Regions from separate parts of the Homo sapiens genome. Here region 2 is linked to region 1. A link is a contact called in ENCODE Hi-C or POLR2A ChIA-PET data. All regions are on one chromosome and are shown on one strand. Each heading gives the region's core, a stretch centred on a gene start or an enhancer-like site at or near the end of the contact. The rest is flanking DNA. Distances are from core to core; before and after follow the strand shown.

Evidence for each region. Hi-C counts contacts between places; a loop is a spot of excess contacts on that map. ChIA-PET counts read pairs that join two places held with the same protein, here RNA polymerase II (POLR2A). Pooled maps may share reads with other maps.
Region 2: a pooled map shows a loop between it and region 1 (2.3-fold over the local background). The contact joins two enhancer-like sites. A Hi-C loop is called at or near these places in 4 of 50 pooled maps. POLR2A ChIA-PET finds 5 or more read pairs at or near these places in 2 of 52 experiments (AG04450 and activated T-cell).

Annotation. Positions count from the first base shown.
Region 1 is chr21:35,136,863-35,141,362 of GRCh38, forward strand. No RefSeq gene overlaps it. Among named protein-coding and RNA genes, the nearest start is that of RUNX1, 90 kb to the left of the region's middle. Within about 2 kb of position 1,934, at least 5 of the 41 ENCODE cell types and tissues checked have a DNase peak (open chromatin) inside an H3K27ac peak, as active enhancers do.
Region 2 is chr21:35,024,912-35,029,411 of GRCh38, forward strand. All of the region lies in intron 2 of RUNX1 (RUNX family transcription factor 1), which reads right to left. Among named protein-coding and RNA genes, the nearest start is that of RUNX1-IT1, 12 kb to the right of the region's middle. RefSeq lists enhancers at 1,761-2,263, 1,917-2,061 and a cis regulatory region at 1,980-1,997. Within about 2 kb of position 1,945, at least 18 of the 41 ENCODE cell types and tissues checked have a DNase peak (open chromatin) inside an H3K27ac peak, as active enhancers do.

The sequences.
Region 1 (4,500 bases), core at 684-3,183:
CCCTTCTCATTCCAAGCCTCTACCGGGAGGAAAGGTTGCTCCCAGAGTTGGGGTTGTGGAGCTGTTTATCAGGGTTGGGTCAGATGGAAAAACAGAGGACTGTATGTAACCTAAGGTGAAGTAAAGAATCTAAATATGCTCAGAGAAAGGCCTGGCCTTTTGCTCTCAGCTTCTGGGAAGTGATCTGTGCCTTTGGAATGTCATGTCTGATAGGAGTGGCTTTGTTTGCCTGCAGGCCTTGGACCAGCCAGATAGTGACAAGGTGATTTTGGGTGGGGCCTTGGGTCACATCAACAAGCCTTAGTGAAGATGGGGGCTTTAGGTCATGTGGTCTCAGCTTGGTCTGAGGGGCTGGGAACTGAGCCCAGTTACCTGGGCAGCCAGCCATGCCTAGGTGGTGATAAGACCCCAGCGGAGCCCCTGGATGCAAAGGCTCGGGTGGGTTTCCCTGCGTGGTGTGTTGTTGCACAGCATGCTGGAAAAGTGATGCTGTTGTTATTCACAGGGAGAGGACGATGGAAGCCCTGCCTTTGGTACTCTCTGGGTTCCGCTCTATGTGCTTCTTTCCTTAGCTGATGTTAGCTGCATTCTTCCCGGTAATAAACTGCAATCACCAGTGAATAGCTTTAGTGAGTCCTGTGCTCCTTCTAGTGACTTATTGACACTGAGTGTGTTTTTGAGAGCCCCCTGAACTTGAAATTGATGTCAGAAGTGAAGGTGGTTTTGTAGACACTGTGGCTCTAACTTTGCAGTTGGATAGAGGTGGCAGGAGTTCACCTGTATTTTTTTTTCCCCTAAAGTAGGGTCTAATTCACCCCCATCAAGAGGTGTATTCTAGAATTTGCACACGGACCCCTTTCTTTCTCATTTCTGTGCTTTTTAACAGAACCACTAACTCTTATACCCTCTCGGCCATACATTATCCACTCACATTATTTTCATTTGAATCACATACTCACGTTAGTAATTCCTTCTTACTTGTAGCTGATGAAGTTTGTTTGTTTATTTATTTATTTATTTATTTATTTATTTTAGGTTCTATTAACATTGACATACCAGGCCCCCAATACATGTGAGTTCTCATCTCTATTAGTTTTCTGGAGCTGCCATAACAAAGTACCACAAATTGGGTGACTTAAAATAACAGAAATTTATTGTCTCACAGTTCTGGAGGCTAGAAGTCAGAAATCAAGGTGTCGGAGGGCCATGCTCCCTCTGAAAACTGTAAAAGAGGCTTCTTCCTCATCTCTCTCATAGCTTCTGGTGGTTGCCAGTAGCAGTACTGGGCACTCCTTGACTTGTAGATGTATTATTCGAATTCTCTGTCTGCACATGGCCCTCTCCCTGTCTGCACAAGGCATTTTGTTTTTTTAAATAAGGACAACTATCACATTGGATTAGAGACCCACCTTACTCCAATGTGACTTCATCTTAACTCATTACACCTGCAATGGCCCTATTTCCAAATAAGGATACTTTCCATGAAACTGGGGGTTAGGACTTCTATACACATACACAGATGTGTGTGTGTGTGTGTGTGTGTGTGTGTGTGTATAGGAGGACATAATTGAGCCCATAACCCCATCCATTTCCCCTCATGAAAGATAAAGCTAAGTATGTGAGCTCCTGCGCCTCAGTTCCTTCCTCTGTGAAATGGGAAAGATTATATCACCACTTCCCATCCTGGGAAAGGATGAGAAGAGATACAGCCTCTACATGCACAGCACTGGGCACACAGTGCAGAAATAAGAGCTCATTGTCTCTGGGAGGACTGTTTCTAAGTAGGGTGTTTTCTAATGCATTTAAGTTCATTAAAAGCCAAGGTGTGCAACGACACTCCCCTCACCTGTGCTTTCTCGTCCTTCTGCCACCAGGTGCCAGGGGAGCCAAGAAGAGCAAAACCAAGGAGGCATTGTTTCCTCCAGAGCCTCATTCATCAACTCGCTCTGAACAGTTAGCACGCTCAGACAGTCATCTTCTGCACCTTGCCTTTCCCTGTGTCTTGACTGAGGGCTTATCTGAGAGCCTTTTGTTCAGGCTCATAATTATTCAGTGACTCAGGAGCCCACAAGCATTACCCACGGAGCCAGACAAGACCAGCAAGCTCTGAGGACCACCTGTTCCAAGTCATTTCCTGTGTGGGCGGCAACTTCACAGGGCTGAAAATACGAGTTACGGTAAAAATGTCTTCAACCCTGGCGCGCTGGATTGTTGAAACTCGATGGAATCTTGCTTGATTATGTTCAGGCCAGACACATTTCATTATCATTCTTTGCATATATATTAAAAACTCTAACCCCTTTACAAACAAATGTTCTCAAGGGGCAGACAGCACACCCTTGCCTCATGACATTGCTCTAATAGAGAAAACACCCCAGTGTTTCACCCATTAGGTCAGATCCACGAACACAGAGTGCAGTTGGGAAGGATGTGGGCAGTAATGAAGGTGGTGCTTTTTGCTCCTGTGGGTGCTATGGACAGGTGAGGGTTCAAGGATATTAACAACAAATTTTAAGCCATACCTTACACTACATTGGAGCTTAATCAAATTCTCTGTTCACAGTATGCCTAAATTGGCCAATGGAACGGAAAAAAAAAAAAAAAGCAACCCACCCCCAAGAGTTATTTATGTCATGTAGACAAAACCTGGGTTCGTTGACTGATTATTTCCACTCTCTAGTGATGGTCGTTGCATTTTCACTCTGAGTTGAATTGCTGCATTTTTCCATAAATATATCTGCTCCTCTGGAAGAAGCTTTGTTGCTTAGCCTTATTGCCCTTCACGTCTGCCTTTCTGACCTCATAGACTGTCAAGTTCTTAGTTGGTGACTAAAGTATAAAAGTAATTTCTTTCTCTCTTTTTTAAAATTATTAAAGCCACACATGCTCACTACAGAAAAGTTAGAATGTAGATATGTGTGAAGAAAAGAAAAATTAGCCATTAGGCCCACAATCTAGGGAAAACTCATTTTGGGCATTTGGATGGCTTTAATATGCATTCACTATTAAATGATGAATATGATATTATACATAGTATACTAATATATTATGATGATGGATCAGTGCTGATGTGTTTTAACATAAATGTATATGTTAGTAATGCTGCTGTTTTATCTTAACAGTTTTTCAAACTTGCATTGTTTTGCCCTTCAGCTAAAAGGGTAGGGAATTTGCTAGGGATATAAATTCATTAATCATAAAAATTATGTCATAACAGCCTGCACAGAAATCACAATAGGATGCAGGACATAGATTAGACTAGAGTTGAGATTCTTGCCCCAACCACAACTGTTCAGGCTTTGAAAAGAAAACAAATCTTTTTTTTTTTTTTTTTTTTTGAAATGGAGTCTCACTCTGTCACCCAGGCTGGAGTGCAGTGGTGCGATCTCGGCTCACTGCAAACTCCGCCTACCAGGTTCACGCCATTCTCCTGCCTCAGCCTCCCAAGTAGCTGGGACTACAGCGCCCACCACCACACCCAACTAATTTTTTTGTATTTTTTAGTAGAGATGGGGTTTCACCATATTAGCCAGGATGGTTTTGATCTCCTGACCTCATGATCTGCCTGCCTTGGCCTCCCAAAGTGCTGGGATTCCAGGCGTGAGCCACCGCGCCAGGCAGAAAACAAATCATTTTTAAGCACTGATTCTAAGTCAGCATTGCCCGGTTAAGCTCTTACATTTTCACCAGAAATCAACCCCCGAGACTTAGCAAGTTTGAGTGACCTGTTCCCAGTGGTGCTGTTCTGACGTGTCTGATGTCAGATCAGAAGCTCAGGCCTTCCAACCCAACGCATAAACTTTCTTTTGGTATAAGTATGTTCTTTGTATTGCTTATACTAAAATAATTATTTGTTGTTCATCTGAAATTCAAAGTGCATGGAGGTCCTGTATGTTATCTGGAATCTCAGTGGAATGAACTAGGGGTTTTATAATCAGCATTTGTCCCTACTGCTGAGGCTGTGGCATGTGAGCTGTTAAGTATTTTGACCGTATCCTTCTGCAAACACTGGACCATTTTGTCTTTCATGCAGCCGACTTATTTATGATCAAGGAGAACGGTATAGGGAAATAGACCCAAGTTCATATTACAGGAAGATTGTGTGACGTTACAGAAAGAAACATAACCACCTGGTTAAAACCTTAGCTGTGTGATCTTGTACTAGTTACTCAACCTCGCTGAGGCTGGGATTATGCAAAATGGGGCCAAGCACACCTGCTTCTCAGAGTTTTGGCCATAATGAATGAGGTAATGCATACTATCCCATAACGGGCTCTCAGCTGCAAAGGGAACTGTCTTATCTACACTTATAATTTAGTCAAGTCAACTAAAATGCTGACTGCTCCAGTCCCATACCTACCTCCCATACACCCCAGTGACTGAAGTCAAAGCCAGCATCACACACACCAATTTTTTTTTTTTTTTTTGACGGAATCTCACTCTGTTGCCCAGGCTGGAGTGCACTGGCGCGATCTTGGCTCACCGCAACCTCCGCCTCCT
Region 2 (4,500 bases), core at 695-3,194, 110 kb before region 1:
ATCAAGACTGGTGACAAATAAGGTGACCAAGGAAGCTTGACAATACCTGTCTTGTTCAAAAATGAGGTGTGATTTAAAAGTAAGGAGGATTTACTTGTTTAGCCAATAAACTAACTCTGAAAGTCATTTCAAAAAAGCAGATCCGAAGATGTTTAAAGTAATAATGGTGCTGTTAGAATGGTGCTCCCTCTCCCTCCCAGGGGATGACTTTGAAGGACACTACAATAACAGATGTGTAAATTCTGAAATATATGGCTAAAATGAGGTTTATTATTTTCTAGTCACCACTTAGACATCTTTTAGTCATTTGTTTATGACAGTTTATAAATGAGAAAGAAGTCCATTTAAAATATCTCCATGAGGACCTCAAGGTAAATAATAGGAATCGATCATTCATCAATCTGGCCTGGCCCCGGCCCACTGAAGAAAGTTCCTTCTTGAGTGCATTCAAAGCTCTCATGGTCCAGCCCTGTTCAACCTGAGCAGCATCCTATCTGCTCCTCCCCCAGACGTTCCGATGCCCTGCACCAGATTCAAGAGAGAGCCAAGTTCCCCAACAGGCTATGCACGTGGCTATTAACACCCAGCACACGCTATCCCTGGCCAGCTCTCTCCTTCTTCCCTAAGAATTAAACATTCTTTGGCCTGAGTTTTCCTCCTTTATGTCACCATAAAGTTGAGTTATTCATTATTAGGGTCTATACATGAGTAGCCAAAATATACGGGTCTCTATATTTAGGTCAAGGGGCCTTCAGCAGGAGAACATGAATAATTAGGAGTGAGGCCATGAGACAGAGGAAGAAAAGCTCATAGGAATGGGAAGACAGCCTCTCAGATGAGAGGTGTGCGGAGTGATTGCTGTGAGGAATTGCTCAATAGGAAAGTTAGCCAACCTGAGGACGTTTCTAGGGGAGGAAAAGGGAAACTCATATGGTTCTCTGCTAATTCTTAAAAATAAGGTAGATTCTTACTCATCTAGGGTGCTTGCTCGTTATGAACACAGGAAGATTAAGGAATGAGTATGGACTGTTTCTACTCTATGTTTTCGGACAAGAAGAATAATAAAAAAGCACTGGGTAGCTGGAACAACTGCAGAGGCCCCAACAATGATGGAGACTTTCTGGTGCACCGTGGCACAGGGGTCTCTTCCAAAGGGACTCAATCAACCCCAACAGGCATCATCTTCTGTGACTCAAGATGTCCTTTTTAGGAGTGCTTGTACTTTTTAATGCTCAGAGAAGTTCGTATTACTGATTCGGGAACACTGAGTTTTTCAGCTCCTGTAAAACTATTTTCAGGTTTATTTTCAAGTACATTCTTTACCTCGGGGGGTCAAATCTTTTGGTTTCCAGTGAATATCGTGGTTATACCTGTGGTTACCCACTGACTTCTCATCTGCCTAGCTTATCTGATAACAGGCAAATGGGGAAAGAGGCTTTAATACCCCTCAAAAGGGGAAGATTGATAATTAGTTATTCACCGCATAGAATCAGGCCAGGTCAACTCTCTCCAAGAAGAAAAGCAATCTGGATATTGCACTTTGGGGTCCCTTTTCATTTTGGCATTACAGGCCTCATGAGGATGTAGTCTTTCTGTATTTCTTTCTTTCTTTTTAAATTGTTATTTATTTATTTATTTTAACCAGGTCAAAGCATTACATACTGCAGAAGAGAAAGCAACTTCAGCTTCTCTTAAACGGTGTCATTTTCATGACAGCTCGTAAATTTTGGCCTCCTATGGGTCCAGGATCTGCGCGCATCCGCCCGGGGACTTGTTGGTGGATCCATCCCTCATGGCGGAGCAGCAAGGGGATCCTTTAGAAAAAGCAATGGGCGAAGTAACTGAAAGAGCGACGCAGAAAGCAACAGCCAGAAACGGCGGGGACGCGAGCGGCCCAGACAGGAAGGGAGGCGGTGGCGCAGCTCTGGTGCGCAGCGCGCCGCAGCGACGGAACTTCTGCAAAAGCTGCCTGCCCGCGCGTTATCAGCGGCGCGCAGGCCTGTGGTTTTCTCGCTCTCGCAACCCTGCTTTAACTGCCGGTTTATTTTTCGACAAACAGGATGCCTCCATCTGAGGCTGTCAGCATCCCAGGCTCTTTGAAAGAAAAGAAGTAGAGCGGCCCCACCCTAGAGGCAAGGACGGGGTCTGTGTCAAGAGGCTTCCCAGAGAAGTGAAAACTCTGCAGGTGCAGCCGCTGGGAGAGCATCAAGAAGGGCAGGGTGGAGGGGCAGGGGGCGAAGGGAGGGGGTGAAGCCCGCACCCTACCCCCACATGAAACTGATTCCACTACCCCATCTCTGCAAGCGTCCAGAGGCAGAGAGGCCAACATTTCGGGGACAGCTTGGAGGCGGGAGATTTAGGCAGGGCTCCTTAAACTTTTATGTGCATGAAAATCAGGCCAATCACGGGGCTCTTGAGCAAATGGGGACGATGATTCAGCAGGTCTGGGCTGAGGCCTCAGATTCTGCACTTCTAACAAGTTCCCAGGTGGTAGTGATGCTGCCAGTCCAAAGACCACACTGTGAATAGCAAGGCGTCGTCGGGACAGTCTGCTTTAGAGTAAAACCTAATAGATGTGCAAATATTTAAACCAAGCTGTATTTATTCCTGAGGCCCTGGTTTAACTGGAGCCACCTTGCTAATGGAAAATGGAAAATGAAATTCCTTTAGGTTCCAAAGGGAAGGAAAGTTTGAAATGGTTAAGGTATTTAAAAAATCCTAGTTGGGAGTGGCCTTGGGGATTCGGGAGAGTTGAAGTTAGGTTCTGAGCCAAGAGATGGGGGAGGAAGGGTGGGATGTGGCAAATAAATATAAACACACACACACAAACCCCAGCCCAACCACAGGTTCTTTCCTATCAATGAAACATTTGCATCTTGCAGGTAGAACTCACACGTGTCCACATTTTTCAGAAGTTGAATGGTTTTGTGTAATGGTACAGAATTTGGAGCCCATATTTGAATATTCTAGATCCAATGTTATCTCAGACTGGCTTTAGGATCTTGTGGCCTACATTTAAAAATGCATGTTTCTGAGTCATGTTTAATTAGTAGTAGTATCTGAGAACTGAGAGACTAGACTAAGAAATCCATGGTATATGAATAAAATCTCCAGACAGCAGCTAGAACATAGAGGTCCCTCCAGAGGCAGTGCCAGTTGTCAGCTGTAAAAATAGGTTCTGCTCAGTTTTGCTTAGGCCTGAAGTTTCCTGAAGATTTCATTTAGACTTCATCAAAACCAGTCAAAGACTTCCTGTTACAGAAAGGTTCTTAAAGTATGGCTGGGACTACAGGGCTATTAAGATGCAGATTCTTGGGCCTCTCTGCCTCACTCATCATGGTTTCTCAGGGTGGGTGCCGGGAACCTGCATTTTAACAAACGCTTTGAGGATTCTTATGTACTGCCAAGTTTAGGAGTCCCTGGTCTGCAGGTTTAAGTTCAACCTTCTCACTGCAGCATTCAAAGACCTGGCTTCAATTTTGCTGTTCACAGGCGAGCCTCAGTGACTTCCTCACTGCCCTCTGAGCACTCCTGGAGCCACCTGGCTGCCTCATTCATTTCTTCTCCTCTGTCTTTCCCCAGCCCTGGAATAAAATGACTTCCATCTTCCTCTCCGAACTCTCTTCAGATCATGGCTTCCCACTCAGCAAGCAGTTACTTTCCTGGTCTGCCACTGCTGTGGTATTAATGATAGGCCACTCGATTCTCATTTTGTTGACTGAATATTTCTCATGCTTAGGCTTTGCCTCCCTGACCAGACAGTAAGTTCTCTGAAGCCATTTCATGCTATATAATCTTTATGTTCAAGACTACTTTCTAACGCAGTGTCATGTCCACATGGATCATTCAGTAAATTTACCGATGGCTTATCTATCACCAACATGTTTTACAGAGTGTTATTAAGCAGGGACACTCTCTATGGGTCTAGGATCAGAAGAAGCTGGGAAGAGAAATGGGGTAGTGGTGAGAGTGTCATGAGAATCTGGTTATACAGTCATCAAAGACACAGAGGAAGTGGGAAAAAGGGAGTGTAGACCCCTAGCTCATCTGTCTGCAGTGTGAATTGGAGAGGGGTTCCTTTTTGTTTAATATAGTTAATTTTCCACTTGAAATCAAGGTCACCAAACCTATGAGCCAAACGATGGATGCTTGCCCTTCACACTCACTGCCTAGTGATGGAGCTCTTGGTGGCCTCTCTCCACCATCTCTGCTCCACCATCTCTTCCACTCTGGCTGGCTTCCCTTCTTCCTTTCTGCCTGATGGGTTGTCAACTCAAATGCCCAACTCCAAGCTCAAGTTAAAGGAAATTTCAAGTGTATTACATATAATGAAGCAGACTGAAAGAACAGTAGTATACTAGTAAGTTAGCTTAACATGGTTTAGTGGAAAGCAGCCAATACACCTCAGTTCTGATCCTAACACAGCTAGCATCATTGGCCGTGTCACCTTGGTTTTCTTCTTTAGCCTTTCTGAGCTTCAAAATTTTTGTTATCTAAACT